2 separate regions of the Homo sapiens genome follow, and region 1 is linked to region 2. Evidence: read pairs that join two places in POLR2A ChIA-PET (ENCODE). Cell type or tissue: Panc1. All regions are shown on one strand. Links, peaks and the distances in the headings refer to the core of each region. The heading gives the core; the rest is flanking DNA.

The links. ChIA-PET counts read pairs that join two places held together with the same protein. Peaks named below come from ENCODE experiments on the same cell type or tissue, not always from the same donor. Only the 100,000 strongest peaks of a DNase experiment are listed, where the experiment ranks them.
Region 1: POLR2A ChIA-PET joins it to region 2 with 11 read pairs; 3 of 35 experiments call an interaction of 5 or more read pairs at or near these places.

The regions. Positions count from the first base shown.
Region 1 is chr5:16,720,358-16,732,618 of GRCh38, forward strand. All of the region lies in intron 19 of MYO10 (myosin X), which reads right to left. Among named protein-coding and RNA genes, the nearest start is that of RETREG1, 110 kb to the left of the region's middle. RefSeq lists an enhancer at 1,279-1,968. In Panc1, for the core only: no CTCF peak of the experiment used is centred there; no DNase peak of the experiment used is centred there; H3K27ac peaks cover 336 bases.
Region 2 is chr5:16,924,739-16,936,752 of GRCh38, forward strand. It overlaps MYO10 (myosin X), which reads right to left and starts at 11,550. Exons shown (of 41, transcript NM_012334.3): 1 at 11,050-11,550. The coding sequence starts at 11,070. In Panc1, for the core only: no CTCF peak of the experiment used is centred there; no DNase peak of the experiment used is centred there; H3K4me3 peaks cover 163 bases; H3K27ac peaks cover 5,201 bases.

The DNA of each region.
Region 1 (12,261 bases), core at 1,589-9,588, 200 kb before region 2:
GCTAGACTATTTCTCAAAGTGAGTGGTACTGCATTCAAAATTTAGAGTTCTACTTTTCCACTATTTTATTTTTATTTTATTTTATTTATTTTATTTTATTTTAATTTAATTTTTGAGACGGAGTCTCGCTCTGCCGCCCAGGCTGGAGTGCAGTGGTGCGATCTCAGGTCACTGCAACCTCTGCCTCCCAGGTTCAAGCAATTCTCCTGCCTCAGCCTCCCGGGTAGCTGGGATGGGAATATAGGCACGTGCCACCACACCCGGCTAATTTTTTGTATTTTTAGTAAAGACGGGATTTCACCGTGTTAGCCAGGATGGTCTCCACCTCCTGATCTTGTGATCCACCCGCCTTGGCCTCCCAAATTGCTGGGATTACAGGCGTGAGCCACCGCGCCCAGCCTCCACATTGTATTCTTTAATGGCACCTGACCTACTTTAAATGAAATACTTTAAACTTTACATTCATATTGGGTCTGCAACTGAGGGACTCATCGCACAGTTCATATTGTGGAGATTAGTATGCCACTATCTTAAGAAACATAAAATATGTGAATTATGTAATAAGAAAAGCCATTACATAATTCATTACATGAATACTGTATGTGTGGGGCAGGGGGCACTGCTACAGAGAGGATTTAAAATATTAGGTATATTTGTATTTGCATTTCCATTATGGGATATACCTCTACCCCATTTAACTTTAAAAATAAACAACCTTATCTTCTGATAACCCCTCTTCAACTTTAAGAAGTTAAAGACTCCATAAGAATTACCCAAAGACAATTACGCTACATAACAAAATATCATTCCCAGTCCTGTAACTACTAAGAAAGCCTCACAACAGGACTCCCATCCCCTCCTCTTGCTGATTCACAAAGAACTCTGCAAGGAATCTCAGTCTATTTGCTTTCTTTGCTACAATAAACTCTCAAGAGTGGTGAATAAATATTCTCAGATAAGAAGTTTATCATGCTTTGAACAATGTTCAAAAGCATCGTAACTAAAGCAGCAATATAACTTTCCTGACCTTGAACAGAAGGTAAATAAAAGTCACTTCAACTGGCGACAAAAGTCCTTTGTACTTACATCAGTCATTTCACTCCGGGGCTGTTAAACACTTACACAGTGGTTGCTACTTGCTAATTTTCACATTTTTAGAAAAGAGGCAGAAACTAATTTCCCCTAGAGAAGAGGCAACCCCCGCAGGTGAGGAACAGGAAGGTAGTAAGCAGGGCCTGACTGGCGAGCAAGCTGTCAGTCAGTCCTGGAGGTCAGATTGTAGGGTCTGGAAATTTCTCACTCACCAAGTACAACCTTCAACCCACATACCCGCTGAGACTAAGTACAGCTGTCACCCTGAGCAAGGACACTCACACTCTGTTACAGCTGCAGGCGCTTACCTCGGACCCACACAAACCTCAACTACCTAATGGGAAAGAAAACACTGGAACATAAATAACATGCACACATACATGTCAATCTTTCTAAGGGATAGCTCTGGTTGTATCACAGCCCTGTTCACACAGAGCCAGCACATGCCAGTTTAAGACAAAGGCTTCGATTTCCCATTCGAGGTCCTCACAGTATGGCTCCAATTTACCTTCCCAGTCAATACGCCCTTATACAAATCCTACCTTTTAGTCCAACCATAGATCATTCTACTTGTTTCTTGATTAAAATGCTCACTTCCTGTCTCCACCTCAGCTGAAACTGGCCTCTCCACCTGAAATGTACCATCTGTTGAGCCTGATGGATCTTTTAGGTGTCTCTCAAATGCTCCCTCCTGCGTAAAACTGTCCCGATGCATCCCACAGGTGCCATCCGTGATGCTCTCACCCCTAGGTTCCCAGCACACGCTGTACTTGCATGAGGATGTGACCCCTGGTCACACTCTTTTTCATCTTAAGCATGTCCATGTGAACTCCCCATTAAATTACACATTCTTGCAGCGGAGCAGCTGAATTCTATGAATGTCTGAGTTCACTACATTGCCTGGTGTGTCACCCTACGTATCAGATACACTCTCACTTACGCTGGTATATTTGCATGAACAAAATTGTGCTTCTGTTTACAGCTGTTTCTAATATATTTGTTTAATTAGCATTAAATAGGTTTTGCCTCTCTTACAGATTTTGGAGAAATGAAAACGTTTTTTTGCTTTTTAAAAAGTATGTCAATCTACACAACTATAATCAAATGATTTTTGAGCAATGTGCAAAGGCAATTAGAGAAAGGATAGTCTTTCTAACAAATGGTGCTAGAATAATTGGACAGCAATATGCAAAGATATAATCTAGATGTGGACATTACAACTTTCACAAGAATTAAGTAAATCATAGACCTATGTATGTAATGTAAATCACAAAACTATAAAACTCCTAGATGATAACATAGGAAATAATCTAGGTGGCTTTGGGGATAACTTTGATACAACAACAAAAGAATGTTCCCTTAAGGAAAAAATAGATGTGTAGGATTTCATTAAAATTAAAAACCTTCTTCCGAGAAAGATGCTGTTAAGGCAATGAAAGACAAGTAACAGACTGAAAAATATTTGGAAAATACACACTAAGAAAGACTGTATCAAAAATTTACAAAGAACACTTAAAACTAAACAATATGAAAATCCAATTTTTAAAATAAGCAAAAGATCTGAAGAGACACTTCACCAAAGAAGATAGGCTAATAAGCATATGAAAAGATATCACCTGTCATTGGGGAATTACAAATTAAAACAGGCCAGGCGTGGTGGCTCACGCCTGTAATCCCAGCACTTTGGGAGGCCGAGGCAGGCGGATCACGAGGTCATGAGGTCAGGAGATCGAGACCATCCTGGCTAACACAGTGAAACCCCGTCTCTACTAAAAATACAAAAAAAAAATTAGCTGGGCGTGGTGGTGGGCACCTGTAGTTCCAGCTACTGGGGAGGCTGAGGCAGGAGAATGGCGTGAACCTGGGAGGCGGAGCTTGCAGTGAGCCAAGGTTGCGCCACTGCACTCCGGCCTGGGTGACAGAGCGAGACTCTGTCTCAAAAAAAAAGAAAAAAAATTAAAACGATAATGAAGTACCACTACATACTTATTAGAATGCTTAAAATCCAGAAAATTGACAATATCAAATGCTAGCAAAAATGTGGAGCAACAAGAACTCTCACCCAGAATTGGCAGGAATGCAAAATGGTGCAGTCAATTTGGAAGACAGTTTCTTAAAAGCTGAACACAGTCTTAACACATGATCCAGCGACTGCCCGCTGAGGTATTTTCCCATTTAGGCAAAAACTTACGTCCACACAAAAATCTGCACATCAATGTTTATAGGATCTTTGTTCGTAACTGCCAAAAACTGGAAGCAATCAAGACATCCTTCAACAGGTGAATGGACAAAGAAACTACGGTATATCCATACAATGAAATATTATTCAAAAGCTATCAAGCCACAAAAAGATGCGGAGGAACCTCAAGTGCATACATAGTGCTAGGTGAAAGATGTCAGTCTGAAATGGCTATATACTATTTGACTCCAATTATATGACATCCAGAAAGAGACAAAACTTCAGAGACAGTAGAACAATCAGTGGTTGCCAGGGGTCGGGGGAAGGATGAAGAACTAAAGCACAGAGGAATTTTAGGGAAGTGACACTATTCTGTGTGATACTGTAATGGTGGATACATGACATCATGCATTTGTCAAAACTCGCGGAACTTTAGAGCACTAGAATAAACCTTTGGGGAAACCAAGAAATAATGTAGATTGTCACAAGAGAATCTAAATGAATCGACCTCACTAAACAGGGTGAGGGAAAAGACGCTGACTTAAATAACGCTGGAAACATATAGAGTCTATAAGACTAAAAGCATAAAGAACTGCATTTCAGCTCTGTACTATAGTTGATAAAGTTGTTTTCCCCAGGGGTATGGAGTCACAACTCTGGATACTACTGTACATGTACACTGGAATTAAACAAAAAAATGAATGGCAGATGATGGGAGCCAGGTTTCTTACTGTTGGAGCGAGAATTTTGCAAGAAAACCTAAACAAAACCCATTCTGTCCAACTGGATTTGATTTACTGTCATGAAAACAGCACAGAAAATCTCAGGGTCCTGACACTAGTTCAAATATGACTCTAAAGGAAGCCAGCATAAGGTCCAAGTAGCCCTCACAATGTGTTTCTAGAGAACATGCCCAAAACGCAGCTCGATACCCAGTTATTTTTTTTTAATGACTCACATGACACGACTGGAATGTGTTTCTATGGGGGTTCCACTGCAAGACGTCATGAAGTAACTCTTCAGTATAGTGTTTAATGAGGAGGGATGCAAAAGAAATTGGGAGATTACAGCCATCTCTTTTTCCCCACTAACTAATTTGTTGTTGTTAAATGAAAAAATAATACACGCAAAGGATCTGGGTGTATATATGCATATATAATACATACACATACATACATATACAAAAAAGCATCTGCCATAAAAACCCCACAGCTCTCCTGAGGAAGACCATTCGTACTAGTTTCCTGTGTCTCCTTCAGGCACAGTCAATGCATGTATAAACACAGTATGCATGTGTGTGTATATGCACGCTCACGTGTGTGCAGATAAATACACGCACTGCTTTTTTAAAAATGCAAATAAAAGTGTTCCACATTTTGCTTCTCTTACCTAACAGAATCTTAGAGACAGTTAACCTGTCAGGATATACAGTTCTCTCACCTTCTTCTTCTTTTTTTTTTTTTTTTTTTTTTTTTTGAGACAGAGTCTTCCTCTGTCATCCAGGCTGGAGTGCAGCGGCATGATCTCAGCTCACTGCAACCTCAGCCTCCCGGGTTCAAGCGATTCTCCTGCCTTAGTCTCCTGAGTAGCTAGGATTACAGACATGCATCACCATGCCTAGCTAATTTTGCTAATTTTTGTATTTCTAGTAGAGACGGGGTTTCACCATGTTGGCCAGGCTGGTTTCGAACTCCTGACCTTGTGATCTGCCTGCCTCGCCCTCCCAAAATGCTGGGATTATAGGGGCGAGCCACTGTGCCCAGCCAAAATACTACATCTTAAATTGAAAATCGAGTAATAAAAATAGCAACTACCCAGCCCTTGAACAGGAGCTATGTTTCTACCATTGAACTGAGCACTTTACATGTGCCCACTTAATCTTTACAACTACTCTATGAATTAAATCAGTCCATGATGATAAAATTAAGTGTGTGATATACATTTTTAAAAAAGCAATCGTGTGGGAAATGCTCTCAGCTAATATTTCCACAACACTCTACAATTTCCAAAGTACTTTACCTACAATTTGCTCTATCACCCTGTGAGGTGGGTAGGGCAGCCATTAATTAGCATTTTCATTAAATAGGGTCAAAGAATGTTGTGTGACCTGAGTCATATCATACAGCAATTACCAGGCCAGAGAAGCAACAGGTACCCCCTTTTTTTTTTTTTTTTGTGAGGCGGAGTCTAGCTCTGTCACCCATGCTGGAGTGCAGTGGCGTGATCTTGGCTCACTGCAGCCTCCACTTCCTGGGTTCAAGCGAATCTCCTGCCTCAGCCTCCCAAGTAGCTAGGATTATAGGCGCACGCTGCCACGCCAGGCTAATTTTTGTATTTTCAGTAGAGACAGATGACCATGTTGGCCAGGCTGGTCTCAAACTTCTGACCTCAAGGTGATCCACCCGCCTCAGCCTCCCAAAGTGCTGGGATTACAGGTGTAAGCCACCGTGCCCAGCCCACTCAAGTCTTTTAACATTAAATCCTTGCAGATCATGCCAGATCTCCCCTAGAGTGCAGTAGCACATCTGCTGACTGACAAGTTTACGTCCAAAGTGATACCATATTAGTGGCCACTATGGTCATCTGTGGACGATCATCAAGTCAGCATGGTTCCATTCTGGCACATAGGTTGGTTTGTATGTATGGATCTCTATGGTGGTGGTGGTGATGGTGGTAACAGCAGTACTAACACCACTAGTAGTAACAGTACAAGTAGTACTTCCAGCAGCAACATTAGTGGCAGAGGAATAACAAAAGCTATCATGTACCAAGGGCTTACTGTGTCAGCTTTCATTTAATTTTAGCAACTCTATGAGGTAGATATTATTGTCATCCCCATTCTACAGATGCATAACCTGAAGTGCAGGGTGGTTAATTAACTGTCTAGGGTCACAAGGCTCATGCTTAATTAACACAGCTGAGCTTCAAATCCAGGCATCGTGACAGCCAAGCCAGCACTAAGCACCACTAGCTATGCGGCTCTTCCTGAAAGGTGCAAATTCAGGAAAGGGGGAGTTCCTGTAGTTCCAACGTATTCATTATTTAACAATGGAGTATACTTCCTGGTACATATTTCCTGAATATTTCTGAATGAAATTTATCACAATAGCTATCTTGGTAGCAGCCCAAAATAGAAATCAACTTCTGAGCATTAAAACCCACGAGATGATACATTTAGTTAGAGTGAGGGCTTGTAAACCACAGCCTGCCAGCCATATCCGGCCTGCCACCTGTTCTTGTAAATAAAGTTTTATTGGAACACAGCCACACATTGTCTGTGACCACTTCCACAATACAATAGCAAAGCCTAAAATACTTACTATCTTGCCAGTTACAGAAGTTTACTAATCTCTTGAGTTAGAGAATAAAAGCTAGACAAACAGGGTGCTCAACTGGTGCAAATTGAGTTGTGCTCTAGAGATAATTACACACCAGATTTCAAAAACTTAGTATGAAAAAATAAAGTATCTCATTAATCATTTTGAAATTTATTACATGTTGAAAGGATAACATTTTGGATATAGTAAAAAAAATATGTTGTTAAAACTGCTTTCACAAAAAAAACAATTTTTTTTTACACTTCTAAATGTGGCTACTAGAAAACCTAAATTAGACATGGTGCTCACATTCTATTCCTATTGAACAGTGTTATTCTAAAAAGTTAGGGCTTCTGGTTTATAAGGACTTGGAGAGTAAAACAACAAGGCTTAAAATTCTAATTTGATTACAATTTTGTTTGATACCTGCAGCATGTTTTGTATAAATACACTGTCAGACTATTTTGATATAAGGCTTGCATGTTTAGAGACTAACACATATTCCTTTTCATAACATTACCCATTTTTCAAAGATAAAAAACAATGCTCATGCAAATACTGTGAAATAAAGGCCCCATGAAGGGTTCTCACGAGGCTAATGACTCTGAACAAATAAATCAAACACGAAGAATTTCCATTAACATCAAATAAAGTGTCAAATAATCTTTCAAGATCAAGACAATGATTCTCAAACAACATATAACTAACTACTTTCCCTAACAAATTTATATTTAGTTTTCAGGGATCCCCCAAAAGATTCCTAGGACATTAACTTTGATTTTTGTTTTTTAAAACAAACTGTTGAAGCCAGCATCTTCCTTGCCTATGGGGATGCTGAAACAGAGCCAGCGCTGAGGACAGAGCTGTAATAAAGCTGGATTAAACAAGATAAAACTGGGGCACATACACTCCGATCCTTCCCCCCAGCCCAAAAAAAAAAAAAAAAAAACTAGCAAAGAAATGCCTGGAAAAGCTATGCCTAACAGCTCTCCAGTGTTTAGTACAAGCCCTTTCTCTTTAATTATGTCCATGGGACATTCACTCATTTGAATCTTGGCTGCCTCTGTGCCTGGTCACATACTTGTTTCCAAAACACACAAGTGGCCTGAAAATCACGTGTTGAGCGTGTGATTGAATGCTTCCTTGAGCTCTAGGAACATAGGCCGCCCTCCGCCATGGCTTCTTCCTTCCATTCTGGTTTCTGCCTCCTGGCTTCCTGCCTTTCACAGCCCTGCACCTGCCGCTCCAACTTCCTCTCTCTCAATGGCCCTGCGTGTGCATGGACTACTGCACACGGCCAGGGTCGCTTGTCTCCTCTCCTGCACACTGGACAGATTTCTCAACTCTGCCTCCTTCTGCGGGCTGCCCTCTGGGGAAACCCTGTAGGCAGATCCCAAACTTCAGGCCACACACCAGCTTGCACACCAACTCCTTGGGGATGAGGTACCTGGGGACTTTCTTTTGGCTCCCACCCCTCCAGCTCTTTGGGAAGATAGAAAGCAGAACTGCCTTTTGCTGCAAAAAGGGAACCCCTGGATCGCCAAAACTAGAGCTTTTTAATTTTCAACACTGAAAAAAAAAAAAGCTACATATAGTCTCCTTCCTGAATTAAAAGTTAAACGGCATATAATGACACCTAATATTTAAATATGAATTACCATGTACCAAGGCTTTCCATGAGTCTAATTGAATATCCAAGAGCCAGTGGGCAAGACAAGACTATTATTCCATTATATACCTGGAGACCCTGATCCAAGTGGAGTGGCTTGCTCAAGGTCACACGACTACTGTGCACTAGGACCTGTGTCTAGTTCTGTGCCCTTCGTCCTCGTGGGAAAACCAGAAGAGCGTGACTCCAAGTGTGGCCTGGGACGGCTGCCTGTCCATGGCAAGATGGCCACCAAAGGTGAGAATAAGCATTTAGGAACTCTTACAGCGATCTGATGTGGCTGCATCGTTTTTACTGTATTTTTTTACTGTATTTTTCTTTTCTTTTCTTTTAAGCAGCAGCAAGAAGGGGACCCTTTTCTTTTCTTTTAAGCACAGCGTGGAAGGGGACCCGAGTGGGTTGCCGATTTTTACTGTATTTTTCAAATGCACCAGTCCTCAATGAATTGGCAATGAAAAACAAAACACTGCTCTTTTGACTCTTTGAGATGCATTGTTCTAGAAGGTACTAAGGTCAATTTTGAGTTAAAGCTCCTAAGATATTTATTTGTATTGGTGTATATAAAAATCCACTGTTATTACAATATTATTCTGTAATTTTGCATGACGTACTAAACTTTCTCTTCCTATAGTTTAACATCAAGTCAGACTCAATGGATAAGAAAGTGTCCTTATTTAAATTCTTCTTCAAAACTACCACAAGTCTAAAACGTGGATTCAGAAAATCTGATATTACATCTATTAAAAGTTACCTAAATTGTACAACGATAAAATCCAAATATTTTTGTATTTCTCTCTACCTTCACCCCTTCCACTCTTCATCTAAAGTTGTATTTTCTATTTTTTTTTTTTTTTTGAGACGGAGTCTCACTGTGTCACCCAGGCTGGAGTGCAGTGGCGCGATCTTGGCTCACTGCAAGTTCTGCCTCCCGGGTTCACACCATTCTCCTGCCTCAGCCTCCCGGGTAGCTGGGACTACAGGCACCACACCCGGCTAATTTTTTGTATTTTTAGTAGAGATGGGGTTTCACCGTGTTAGCCAGAATGGTCTCGATCTCCTGACCTTGTGATCCACCCGCCTCGGCCTCCCAAAGTGCTGGGATCACAGGCGTGAGCCACCGCACCCAGCCTAAAGTTTTATTTTCTAGTGTGGCCCAACAGCAACGCTTTGCTAAAAGAACTCCAACTGTACCCCAGCCAACCCTACGAACTCATCCACTCACTTTCTCAGCTTCCTGTGGAGTGAGGCTCAGCAACCAGGCCCAGTCCTGGCCAAAGAACCAAGCAGAGAAACGAGGAAGATGTCACGCAAAACTACTGAGGGGCTCCTGGGGAAGATTTTCCTTCCTAATTAAAGGAAGAGGGGCACCGAGGGGAGTCTCTTTGGTCCCAACCCTGATTCTTTCCAGGATTAATGTTTACTCTAAGAGGGTGAGGTCTTTATTTGCTTTACTCAGAGATGTATCACAATGGCATAACAGATGCTCATTGAAAAAAATGGAATGACAATGTTTTGTGAGGAGGTGATGGCTGTAGCTATGGCAACCATTTTGTAACCTTGAGGAAGGACCAAGAGAACTACAGGCACATGGATCCAAGTCCTGACCCTGTGGAGCCTCTAAACAAACGCTTCTTATTAAATGTGGGGTTTTTACATATTAACCGTGTAGGTCATTATTGGCAGAATTACTCTGTCTTAGTGCTGAAAAGTTGGACTCTGCCTGGAGAGAGAGAAGGGTATGTGACATACCGGTACAGTCTGTTGGTAGATGGAAGAGGTGCTGTGGTGGAAGGGAAGGATTATCCCTGGGAAGGAGGGAGGCTTATGGGGAAGGGGCTTAGTCCTCAGTGGATTAAGGTGCATGGAGATATTGCAAGGCTTGTATATAGTTTAAAACTCTTCAGTGGTTAACACTGTGAGCCTCAAAAATAACCAGAAGACAAATCAGTATGGAGCAGAGGTCAACAGGGGCAGCATCAGCTGGTACGGGATGCCAAAACCAGAGGGACATCACGGGGCAGTGTCAAGTTCAAGCCCAGCCAGAGAAGCCAGAAACAAAGACAGAATACAGAGACCCAGGTTCCCTGGCCCCTGTGAGAATTACTAGGTGGGGGCCACATCTGAAGCAGCTAAATGCCTAGACAACCTGAGATGGGAGAGACTTAGGAACTCAAATATATTCAAAATATAGAGAGGATCTGACAAAGGCAGAAAGACAGGGATGCAGCACGCTGCGGAGGATGGAAGGTGGGGTGGCTGATGTTAGATGCTCTCAGTCCTTTGATGAATTACAAGGTGAGGTCGTGGGCTGTCATGGGAAGGTTGAAATCAGGTTCAGGGATGTGGGAAGGTATGGGGGGAGTTGGTGAAGAGCAGGGAGGCCACCTCCAAGGCTGGCACAAGTATGTACTAGCATTGATCAAAACACACTTTTTTTTTTTTTTTTTTGGAGACTGAGTCTCGCTCTGTCGCCCAGGCTGGAGTGCAGTGGCACGATCTTGGCTCACTGCAACCTCCACCCCCTGGGTTCAAGCAATTCTCTGCCACAGCCTCCTGAGTAGCTGGGATTACAGGTGCCCGCCACCATACCTGGCTAATTTTTGTATTTTTAGTAGAGATGGGAGTTCACCATCTTGGCCAGGCTGGTCTTGAACTCCTGACCTCATGAGCCACCCACCTCAGCCTCCCAAAGTGCTGGGATTACAGGCATGAGCCACCACGCCCAGTTTTGTTTTGTTTTGTTTTTAAGATGGAGTCTCACTCTTGTCACCCAGGCAGGAGTGCAGTCATGAGATCTCGGCTCACTGCAACCTCTGCCTCCCAGGTTCAAGCGATTCTCCTGCCTCAGCCTCCTGAGTGAGTAGTTAGGACTACAGGTGTGTGCCACCATGCCTGGCTAATTTTTTGTATTTTGAGTAAGAACAGGGTTTCACCATGTTGGCCAGGCTGGTCTCTAACTCCTGACCTCAAGCAATTCGCCCACCTTGGCCTCCCAAAGTGCTGGGATTACAGGCGTGAGCCACCACGCCAGGCCAAAACATGCTTCTTGATATTGTCCAGCAACCCTGTGGAATTGGAGACAGAGAGGAAAGCGTGGACATTACCCAAGACAAGGCTGGCAATCTGGACAGCGTGGAGGGCATGAAGCCCCAGGAGGTGACGGAGGCCACCAGCTTGGGATAGGGCGGCTCCCCATCTCCTGCCTGGCCTGGGAGTGTTGTCACGTGCTGTGTTCACTCTGGGATCATTCACGGCTGGACACATGACTTGAGAACTCATTTTTTAGTATGCATGCTATGCTGCCATCAGAAAAAAATGGAAGGCTGAGTGATAAACCAAGCAAGGAAAGAAAATGAGGAAATTCTGAAGGGGGTTCATGGAGATACCAAGAGCAAGGAGGGACTGAGGGGGTCTGTGTGAGGAATAGGAGCAGGTCCGTGCTCTCCTGGAAGGGTGAGAGATAAAGCTGAAGGGGAACATTTCATATTTTGAGTAGATCATATAAACTTAAAATTAGGGGTTTAATAATTCAACATATAAGAAAATGGATACTGCAAATCAATTAAAGTATGCTGAAAGAGACTTTCAGAAAAACCCAAAGAAACAAAGGAAGGAAGGAGGGCAGGAGGGAAGGAAGGAGGGATGGAGAGAGGGACTACAGATTTGTTCCAAATCAGACCCAAAGCCCTGGTGAAGACAACAGAAGGTTCAACCCTTTGCACAAATCCCATCTGGAAATCCTCACAGGGTAGCCTCCCCCTTGGGTATAATCTGTTGCCCTTTTATCTAGTGAACCTAACGAAACCTTTTTATCTGGCTAAACTAAACCTCCATCTCACTCTATTCATCTGTGTTCTATTTCTACTTCTCTGTCCACCATATTGAACAGGTCATCAGCTCCTTTATTCAGACGTGTTCTGAAAAATCATGCTGAGAAATACAAATTAGGAGGGCAGCTGTCTCTCTTTGTAGATGTTGCCAAGGAGGCCCAAATCGGTCATTAA
Region 2 (12,014 bases), core at 1-8,000:
TAAAGTACAAATCATGGTCGTGGGTGGAAAGTGATATTAACTTTGAATTTCTATTGGCAGGAGTTATTTGGTATCAACTATCACTTTATCACTTTTTTTTTTTTTTTTTTGAGACAGAGTCTCACTTTGTCACCCAGGCTGGAGTGCAGTGGCACGATCTCTGCTCACTGCAAGCTCCGCCTCCCAGGTTCACGCCATTCTCCTGCCTCAGCCTCCCAAATAGCTGGGACTACAGGTGCCCACCACCACACCTGACTAATTTTTTGTATTTTTTAGTAGAGACAGGTTTTCACCGTGTTAGTCAGGATGGTCTCGATCTCCTGACCTCGTGATCCGCCTGCCTCGGCCTCCCAAAGTGCTGGGATTACAGGCATGAGCCACTGCACCCGGCCTATCACTTACTATTAATAATATTAGCAAAAGTTTCCCAAAACCCAAACAGAAATAATTTGGCCATTACACTTAACAAATGTTTTGAATAATTTTAGAGAAAACTTTTCCTCAATCAGAAAGGACCTGGATGTGAAACATGCAACAAAAGTAATAATTGAAGAAAATATTTAAAAATCAGAATGAAATAAAACATCTGCATGACTGAGAAGGAAAAGATTCACATAGACCTAATCCCCAAACATTTCACATAGACCATTTTCTGGCCAATATGCATTATGGTACACGCATTACGGTATACTCCTGGGTTGCCCAGGCAACAGAGTAAGTAAGAGTAGGTGGTGCAATCTCGGCTCACTGCAACCTCTGCCTCCTGGGTTCAAGCAATTCTCCTGCCTCAGCCTTCCCAAGTAGCTGGGATTACAGGCGCCTGCTACCACATCTGGCTAACTTTTGTATTTTTAGTAGAGATGAGGTTTCACCTTGTTGGCCAGGCTGGTCTCGAACTCCTGACCTCAGGTGATCCACCCGCCTCGGCATCCCAAAGTGCTGAGGTAACAGGCATGAGCCACCGTGTCCGGCCTCAGTTTTCTTTATAACATACACAGCATTGAAAAGTTATAAAGAACCTCAGAAATACCTGATTTAAGAAATGGTGATAAATCACAATATCAGCAATAATGACTCACATAGACTGCCTGGTTATCTCTTATCCAGAAGTCTTGCTGCCAAAAGTGTTTCAGAATTTGGAATATTTGCAAGACACCAGTTCAGCATCCCTAATAAAAAATCCAAACTCCAAAATGCTCCAAACAGCATTTTCTTTGAGTGTCATTTCGGCACTCAGTAGAGTGGCTATGGTTAACATTAACTGATTGTACATTTCAAAATACCTAAAAGAGGATAATTTGAATATCCCTAGCATAAAGATAACAATTTAAGGTAATGGATATCCCAATGACCCTGATGTGATTATATGAAAGCATCAAATGATCACATGTACCTGGAAAACGTAAATCTAATATGAAAAATTAACAATAAATATTTTTTTCAAAGTTTCCAATTTGGGAGAATTTCAAATTTTGGATTTTCAGATTACGGATATTCAACCTGGATAATGAAATTAAAATACTTTGTAGTACTTCTTAAAATCAATAATCTATCATATGCAATCTCATTCTTTTTTTAATCTAAATAGTGCTGTATGAATTTCGCTGACAATGTCAGTAACTACTGTCCTGCCTCAGCAAAGCAGGCCATCTCTAGACTTAGATTAAGAAAAGAACAATCTGGCCAGGTGGGGTGGCTCACGCCTGTAATCCCAGAACTTCCGGAGGCCAAGGCTAGTGGATCAATTGAGGTCACAAGCTTCAGATCAGCCTGGCCAACATGATGAAACCCCGTCTCTACTGTAAATACAAAAATTAGCCAGGCATGGTGGCACACACTTGTAATCCCAGCTACGTGGGAGGCTGAGGCAGAAGGATTGCTTGAACTCGGGAGGTGGAGGTTGCAGTGAGCCAAAATTGCGCCACTACACTCCAGCCTGGGCGAAAGAGGAAGACTCTGTCCCAGCAAAAAAAAAAAAAAGAACAATCTAAGAACCACAAAGAAAGGTTCTCCACCTTGGTATTACTGTCCGTAAAACAAACTATTGTGACAATCTTGACTCTAACCACATAACAAGTGAGTTTGCTAAAATATGGACAAAAAAATAGATTTATGAAAAATATACTATGGAGTATACGTATTTATTACTCATGAAACATCAACAGAACACCCAGACATAGGCAACTGTAATTAAATTCACTCATGTTTGATATTTTGCTGACTTTCAGCAATAAAACCCATAGCTTTAAACATGTTTGTTGATTCTGCCCTAATGACAGATGTATTTGTCCAGGCAGAGTAGAAGCCATTTTATTTACCAATTTGTAAGCATGGTTTATAACTTTTAAATGTTTAGGTATGTGATATGGGAACTGAATTTGTACTCTTGCCTCTGGCCCCACAAATGATATTTAAAGCTTTTCTCAATCAACTCTTCAGTGAAAAACATTACAGGTGTGTTTTATCAGAAACATATATATGAAGGCATAAAAAAAAAGTCTCAATGCATCTACCACAAACATGAAGAGCCACACCATGGGAGCTTCTTTGTGTCTTCTGCTTATGGTATTTTCTTTTGTTTGTTTGTTTATTTATTTATTTATTGAGATGGAGTCTTGCTCTGTTGCCCAGGCTGGAGTGCAGTGGCACAATCTCGGCTCACTGGAAGCTCCGCCTCCCAGGTTCATGCCATTCTCCTGCCTCATCCTCCCGAGTAGCTGGGACTACAGGTGCCAGCCACCACGCCCAGCTAGTTTTTTGTATTTTTAGTAGAGACGGGGTTTCACCATGTTAGCCAGGATGGTCTGGATCTCCTGACCTCGTGATCCTCCTGCCTCGGCCTCCCAAAGTGCTGAGATTACAGGCTTGAGCCACCGCGCCCGGCCTTTAACTGCCGTAATTTAAAATGCTTTTATACGGAGGCAATTTTAATCCTTAAGAGCAGGCAGGGAGTCGGACTGGGTGAAGGTAGAGCTATTAGTTGGACAATTCCCATATGTTTCTCCCTTGTTCTAGCTGTATTTCAACAGATGTGTTGTGGCTTTGTCCCCAAAACTCTAATGTCTTTTCCTGTAACTGGCAGCATTAGATGACATGATGTCATGTGACATGAGGTGCTAGATTTACTTTAGGCCTGGTGGAAATATTTTCTGAACACCTCTTAGCAAGGCAGCAAAATGTTTTATTCAAGGAATGCTCTTGGGAAAACGACCCAATGTCCTGTCAATAACTGTTCCATGGGTATCGATAAGCTAACAAGCAAATGATAGGTGATATGAAGAAACTCCAACAAAGCACTCAGAATCTTTAACTGAAAAAGAAGATTCTATCAAAAAACCTCAAGTAACACTTCACTAATTAATTGACAGCTGGAATTAGGGAAACAAATGAGTCCCACATTTTCTTTTAATAAACACTTCTCAAATCATCTTGTTTTCTAAGTGCTTTATTTTGTTTTAATATTTTTATTATTACTATTACAATTTTGGAGACAGTCTCCCTCTGTCACCCAGGCTGGAGTGCAGTGGCTCACCGTAATCTTCACCTCCCGGATTCAACCGATTCTCCTGCCTCAGCCTTCCAAGTAGTTGCGATTACAGGCCCATGTCACCACGCCCAGCTAATTTTTGGATTTTATTAGAGACAGGGTTTCACTATGTTGCCCAGGCTGGTCTCGAACTCCTGACCTCAGGTATCCACCTGCCTCGGCCTCCCAAAGTGCTGGGATTACAGGCATGAGCACATGGCCCTAAGTGCTTTAGTATGTAAACCTTCCTACTATCCTCATGAAGTTGGGACAACCAGCTTTAGAAACCACACTTTATGGGCCGGGCATGACGGCTCACACCTGTAATCCCAGCACTTTGGGAGGCTGTGACGGGTGGATCACAAGGTCTGGAAATCGAGACCATTCTGGCCAACAAGGTGAAACCCCATCTCTACTAAAAATATCAAAAATTAGCCGGGTGTGGTGGCAGGCGCCTGTAGTCCCAGCTACTTGGGAGGCTAAGGCAGGAGAATCGCTTGAACCTGGGAGGTGGAGGTTGCAGTGAGCCGAGATCACACCATTGCACTCCAGCCTGGGCGACAGAGCAAGACTCCATCTCAAAAAACAACAACAACAACAAAAACACACACACACATTTTTAGAAGGAAACAGAAGGCGCTTGGCTTTCCCAAAAAAAGCAAATCAAATAAAAATTAGTGGCATGTTTTTTTTTTGGTTTTTTTTTGAGACGGAGTCTTGCTCTGTCGCCCAGGCTGGAGTGCAGTGGCGCGATCTCAGCTCACTGCAAGCTCCGCCTCCTGGGTTCACGCCCTTCTCCTGCCTCAGCCTCCCGAGTAGCTGGGACTACAGGTGCCCGCCACCATGCCCGGCTCATTTTTTGTATTTTTAGTAGAGATGGGGGTTTCACCGTGTTAGCCAGGATGGTCTCCATCTCCTGACCTCGTGATCCGCCCACCTCGGCCTCCCAAAGTGCTGGGATTACAGGCATGAGCCACTGCACCCGGCCAAATCAGTGGCATGTTCAAAAGCTGATGAACATTTTCCTGCGGAGTTTTCAACATTTCTAGGGTGTGGACTACTTGTTTTCCTAAACTCCCATGCAGTTTTCCACTTGAAAATCATTTAATAACTGCCCACTTTTAGGGCATTTCATCAGAGAGCCTAGAGAAGATGACGCAAGTTTAAGGCAAAGGACATCAACAGGACAGAAAAGCATGGCAGTGAAGAACTCTCTGTGGCTCTGGACACAGCCTGTCTGGGTTCAAATCCTGGCTATCGTTTTCTAGCTGTGTGACACTGAGTCAGTTACTTAACCTCTCTGTGCCTCACTTTCTTCATCTATGGATTGGGTATAATTATAGAGCCTTTCCCATAGGGTTGTTCAAGGGATTAAATGAGTCACTAAATGTGAAGTGCCAGCAACATGCCTGGCACATGGTAAGTACAGTTGTCCCTATGTATCTATAGGGAACTGGTTCCAAGACCTTCCCCAGATACCAAAATCCATGGGGAAAAGTCTACATGTTCAGTACAGATGCAATTTTTTTCTTGAATATTTTCAATCAGAGGTTGGTTGAATCCAGAGATGCAGAACCCACAGATACTGAGTACAGGGCTGACTGTACTCAAGAAACACTAGCCATATTTATTATTGTCTTCAAAGAACTGTAAGATACTTCATAATCAAGGGAAAAAGTTAGAAGCATCTCCCCTTCCCGCCATAAAATAATCTGAAAATAACCATTATGCAAGGATTGAATCTCAACCATGAGGACATTTCAATGCCAAGGAAGTGATGAAACTTACTTACAAATAAGATATTTAACCTCGCAAGGCTGTTTACTCATTTGAAAAGGGGAGAGGGTTTGTAAAGCATGTAAAGCCTCTAGCTAACAGCAGTAAATCCCTCCTAACAAGACCAAGACAGAAAGAGAGCCAGGTTTAGAGGTAAGAGAATAGAGGTCACCGTGAACTAGACCTGTTAGAGACGGTTTCAAAAAGGAGCCAGACAGGTGGGACATTCGATAGACAGAGAGGCCTGCCTGCACAAAGGATGGAGTGGAACTGGGTAACAGATCCTCTGGTGTAGGATCACGTGCGAGAAAAGAATAAAGAGAGAGTTACAAGATCAGAAAACCTTGAAAACCAGACTGAGGAATGTGGACTTAATTTTATAAGCAATAAGAACATGCTTTAGACAGAGTTCTGGAAATACAAAATCTGCCAGAAATGTACAGGCTGAAAAAGAGAAAACAAATAAATGCAACGCACCACAGGAAGCTACCTCAGAACAAAAAGCTCTAAGGTCGAGATTTCCCTGCACCAGGAGTACTGACATTCCATTCACCAAGGGCCACTGGTTCTTAATTTCAAAGTACAGTTACTGTGACCAAGCCTTTGTTATTACTCACCTACTATGTGCCAAGGGCTCTGTAAGTCCTCTCTCAAATTCGGCTGATAACCATGCAAACTAGGAACTATTACGCCCATTTACAGACCAGAGAGCTCAAGTTCAGGATTTAGAGCATCTGGCTGAGATCCCATCGGAGGGAGCCAAGCGCTACTGCTAAGATAGGATGCTCTGCACTCAGCCTGGGGGCAGTTAGGCAAGGGGAAACGCTTAATCCAGACTTCACCGGAGGCTCATTCTTGAACGTCCCCTACTAGCTAGTGACATGAAAATGTTACGTAGCAGTTACTCTAAGTCCAAACTGTTGAAACTCATGAATAATAAGGTACTCCCGGCTGGGCATGGTGGCTCATGCCTGTAATCCCAGCACTTTGGGAAGCCAAGGCAGGCGGATCACCTGAGGTCGGGAGTTCGAGACCAGCCTGACCAACATGGAGAAACCCCATCTCTCCTAAAAATACAAAATTAGCTGGGTGTGGTGGTGCATGTTTGTAATCCCAGCTACTCGGGAGGCTGAGGCAGGAGAATCGCTTGAACCCGGGAGGCGGAGGTTGTGGTGAGCCGAGATCGCACCATTGCTCTCCAGCCTGGGCAACAAGAGCAAAATTCCATCTCAAAACAATAATAATAATAATAGTAATAATAATAAGATACTCCATGTCCTACCAATCACAACAGCAGGAGAGCACATTCAAGGTTTACATCCTCAAATGTGAGCCCACTTAAAGCCAGCTGAACTGGAAAAGCAAACACTCTGCTCTCTCCCTCCACCACTCTGGTTAAACAGTGAGGGACCTGCCCATGCCAGCTTGTTCCTGGTTTGTGCTTGATTTTGCAGGAACAGCCGGCCACATGATATGGAGTGAGGAAGCAGTCCTACCCTGCCCGCCCCAGCCAGACAGCTTATTGCTCCTGCTGCAACAACTGTCCCACTGCAGCTGCTCCCCCTGGCTTTGCTGTCCCCAACATAGCAGGGGGAAAAAAAAAATGAGTACTTGACAATAGAAATGTTTTCAAACTACAGAGAAGAGGCAACACGCTATATCTCCATTGTGAGAAAAGGGAAAGGGACCCAGCTAATCTCCTGATATGATTTTATAGTCATCAAAGGGGTTGCCTTCAGGAATTGGTGATACAAGAAGTCCTCAGCAGTTCCCCTTTACACATGGAGACATATCGAGGGTGAGGAGAGAAAGCTGCCAAAAATAACAATGTCCACATTTTTCTCTAACAAGAAAAGATGTCAATAGATCACAAACAAAAAAAATATACAACCAAATGGGGAGAAAATTGGCTTGGGAACTCTACTCACTTAAAAAGCTATTTGAACAACTCCAGATAACCAACCACAACCACAGTCCCTTGTCAAGTTAAGTAGAAGAGGTTGGTGTTTCCACTTAACGTCTTTAGAATGAAGTCTGCTCTAATCCAGAGTGAACCAGACTGGAAGAAACAGGTATGTCTGGAATATTTTCCACTAACAATTTATCCCTTAAACATTAATACCTGCTTTCTGTATTTGTATTTGTGAGTATCTTACTTGTGTACATTTTACATATTTATTCTGAAAATCAAGGTGTTTGATTAGTCTCACTAATAATCCTCCGAGATCTTGTATTTGAACAGACACATCACACCTCTGCCTAACAGGGAAACAGAAAGGTCAATTTCATTTGGTACTTACTGGCCCCTACTATATTCCAGGCACTGTACTTGGCCCTGAAGACATGAAAACAGTGTCCACTTCAGCACATCAACACAAGTTTGCACAGTAGCCTTGCCCCTTTCCTGGTTGAGCCTTTTCTGTTTGCTTTTTTTATTATTATTGCTTCTGGTTACAGACACATCTAAACTTAGTTTCTGGCTGAAGTAAACTTAACAACTTACTTAGAAATGCTGAAAAAACAAGCTTCCCCAAAGCATACACACAATTAACTCGAGGGGAGCCATAAAATTCTAATGAAGGCCATGAAGAAACTGAAACTGAGGAATGTGGCATGCTCAGTTTCTCTAATCCTGGAGAACATTTTGAAGTCAGCAGCTGTCAGCTGACTGGCACAAGCTTTGCAAGCTTCCCCCTGGCGCGCAGTAAGACACTATCTATCTAATTAATCAATCAATCTAGCAGGCAGTAAGAGTCTATCTATTTTGTGACACAGGGTCTGTTGCTCTGGAGCGCAGCGGTGCAATCATGGTTCACTGCAGCCTGGACCTCCTGGGCTCACCTCAGCCTCCAGAATGGCTGGAACTACAGGTGCATACCACCACACTCAGCTAAGTTTTGTAGAGATGAGGTTTCACCATGTTGCCCCGGCTGGTCTTGAACTCCTGGGCTCAAGCAGTCCTCCCACCTCAGCCTCCCAAAGTGCTGGGATTACAGGCTTGAGCCACCGCACCCGGCCAAATCCTATTTAAAACAGGGAAGCGCAGACAAGGCTGTGCCTGCAACACAAATAGGAATTAATACCGCCAAACAACTGCTTCACAGGTCTAGCTCAGTGGATCTCAACTGGGAGTGATTTTGCTCCCCTGTCATTCAGCAATGTCTGCAGACCTTTCGGGTTGTCACAACTTGGGGGATAGGGTTAACAATTACTGAGTAGAGTCCAGGGATGCGTTTAACCTCCTACAACACACAGGACGGCCTCCAACAACAAAGAATTACTCAGCAATGGTACCAGGTTTGAGAAACCCTGGTCTAGCTAGAAATAGCAGTTGCGAATCACAAGCAGCTCCCATTTCCTTATTATTTGGCCATTCATACACAAAGCTAAACAGGCAACATCTCATTCAGTAATTTTTCCCCAATTGTTAGCACTGGCTTTAAACTGTTGTCCAACAAGCAACAAGTCATTTACCCCTAAGCCACAATGGGAAAAGTTAGCAAAGACAGAATTCTACTTAGTGATAAGGAGGCCAAACAATTTAGCTGTCCTTGGGGAATATATCACTTCCACACTCGCTGTTTCTATTCTAACAGGACATTAATTACAGCATTTTCTTCACTGGACAATTTAACAAAAGGATGCTCCATTACAAGACATGAGAGAGAGAAAGGGGAGCTGGGATCTATGTTAAGAGTATGTCTACAATTAATACCTCACTATTTAACCTCTCTGACTGGCCCTGCTTCCTTCCCACTCAAAGTGATTAGATTTAAGGGTGGAACTTTCACGGCTGATTAGAAGTTAATATTGTAATACACATACATCACAAGATTAAAAGTATAACCTTAAAATAAGCGAAAAGTTCCCAGAAATACCAAAGTCACCAGCAGCAAAGGAAAAAGGCTCTGGATTCGTGAACAAGCTCTTCAAAGCTGGGCAAGGGACTTACTCATATCTTTGGGTTAAGATTCTGTCTACAAAATGAAGAGGAGAAAGTAGAAGATCACTAATGGCCAACTGCAAAATAATATTGATCACAGAAATAAAATCCAACAACCAGGCCCCTTACACTGAACTAAGGTATCCAGTGCAAGATGAAAAGAGTACTTTGAAAAGTCAAAGTCTCACCGGGTAACAGGAGATCAGGACGCTGTAGCGCGTTATCCTGATGTTCCCCCCACTTGCACTAGGGGGCAGAGTTCTCCCCAAGGGGGAGCCACGGACCCCTGTGGTGCTCAGACAGGCTACAGGAGGAGTGAGATCCGTGCAAACTGAATACAAATTTCTATATTTTCATCAGATTTTCTAAGGGACCCAGAACACAAAAACAACAAAGTTAAGAATCATTGCCCTAGGGGCAGGGCCTCCGTTTTCTTACAGATGCAAGCAATTAAACACCGGAACTCACTGTAGCCCGAGGGTCCTTTACCACTGGACAACGTGCAACTCTTGCAGAAAGTTCTGGTGCCTTTCGACAAGCATGAAAACAAAAGTCTATGGACTAGAAAATGCGAGCGTCTCACAATTATATATATTTCACTTTTTTTAAGAAAAGGAAAAATATGTATTGATGGATAATTCCTTTCTAGTCTTCCTTCCACAATGAATGTGGGTATCACATCTGAAACACCACTTTTAAAAACTAGATATGACTACTAAACAAGAATGCATTTATCACTTTGGCCAGTATGAATAGCTGTCTGAGAATACAGTCAGTGAGCATGCAGAAAGCAGAATGACTTGAAATATTATATCCAATTAAATCAGATAAACCAAGTCGGCTAACACAGAGGCAAGCCCTCATCAATCTGATTTGCTGGAAGACTCCAAAGCGGTTCTGCACTCAGAAAACATTCCCTGGCTTTCAACGAAAATCACATCAGACTCTCTCAAGTCAACTAAGTTTACTTTGAGCCACTTCAAACCTCAAACTTAAACAGAATTTATTAAATAAACACAACCAAGAAAGGAAAGGGAGCCAAGAAACCACAGTAAGTCTCGATCCCAAAGGGGGAAAAAGGGTTCTCAAGTTAAGTTTCAGTGTCCCACCCTCAACGACCCTAAAGAGGGCATCCGTTTCATCTATTAAAATAGCCACTGTTTGCCCTAAACGAATTTTCTTTACATTCGAATTCAAAATCTGCATGGACACTCTACACAAATACATGATCATTTGATCCCAGGGTCTGGAGTTATCCCAAGCCTTAAAAGAGCACTTCTCGGCGAGCAAAGTAACCGATTAAACCCTTGCCTCTCCTTCTCACACTTCATTAAGCCGTCTCCTCTGGAAGTGTTTGAACCCCTGCACAGGAAGCCCGCACGTTTTGCAAAGGAAATACCAGACAAGACCTTTCTTGGAGAAAGGCAGGTCCCCGCTGAACATTTTATTGGGCTTCCTGCACCCGGGCAGTCGAGCGGGCGGATCGCCCCGCCCGCGCCCCGGCGCGCGCCGCCTCACCTGGCGCGGGTGTCCCAGGGCGCCCCGAGAGCCAGCCACCCACGCAAACGGAAACGCACCTTCGCTACCTCCCGGAGCAAAATGCGAGCGCGGGACAGGACGAAACAAAACCTGCCCGGGCTTACTCATCAGAGACTCCGCGGGGGGATGGGGGGTGATTTCAGGAGACTCCCAGAAAGTTGCGCCTTCCAGGGCTTAGGAAAAAGTACCCAGGGCGCGCGGCGTGGTGGGCAGACGCCTCTCTCCCTGGGCTCCGGAGGCCAGGTCGGACTGGGAGCGCACTTACCTCGGTGAAGAAGTTATCCATTGTTCCAGCGCAGTCCCGGACTCGCCGAGTGCCGCTCCGACTCGCGGAAGTCAGCGCCGCCGCGGGTCCGGGGAAACCATGCGTGTCACGGCGCCACTCCCGAGGACGCGCGCCCGCGGGGCTCCCCTGCTGCCATCGCCCGGTCCCTTCTTGTCCTTCTCACCTTTTGTTCGCCCAAACCCAAGTCCCTAACTCGCCCGTCCCGACGGCAGCCTTTGTCTCTTCTTCCTCCAAGTTCCTCACTACTGGGCGCAGCGCTCGCAAGCGGAGAACAGCTGGTGGCACATTCTTCCCCCAGGCGGGGGAAGGCGGCGGGGTGCTGGCGAGCGCGGCCCCCTCCCTCTGCGCTCCGGCCGGGGGCCCTCGGGGCGGGCAGGAGGACAGCGGGCCGCAAAGTGAGCAGGAGCCGCGATCCCCGCGCGAGCGCTTGGAGGTGAGCAGTCCCGCGCCGCGGCTCAGCCAGCTCTCGCCCGCGGGACTACAGCCCAGCGACCTCGCCCCGCCCTCCCGCAGCCGGCCCCGCCCTCCCGCAGCCGGCCCCGCCCTCCCGCTCGCGGCCCCGCCCCCAGGAGCTTGGCCCTCCGCCAACCACACCGTCTGGCCCCGCCCGGGCGGAGCGCCCCGCCCCCTTCCCGACCAGGCCCCGCCCACTCTAAGCCCGAAGCAGCCGCAGGCTCGTTAGCGGACCCGGGAGGGGGCCGCGTGTTTCCCCAGGTCTTCCCACGTAGGCGTGGGGAGGGGATTTAACTCTTCCCTCTGCAGAGAGAGACTAAACAATCACTTAGAGGGGAGGAGAAGGGACTGGGGGCTTCTGTGCCTTTCATGTTTAGCAGACCCGGGAACCGGCTCAACACGGATCTCATTAATGCAGCCCGGTAGACTAGCAATCTCGGGAAGGAAGCGCGGTCAGCGGAGCTGCCGGGGCTGCGGGGCCAGATCAAAGC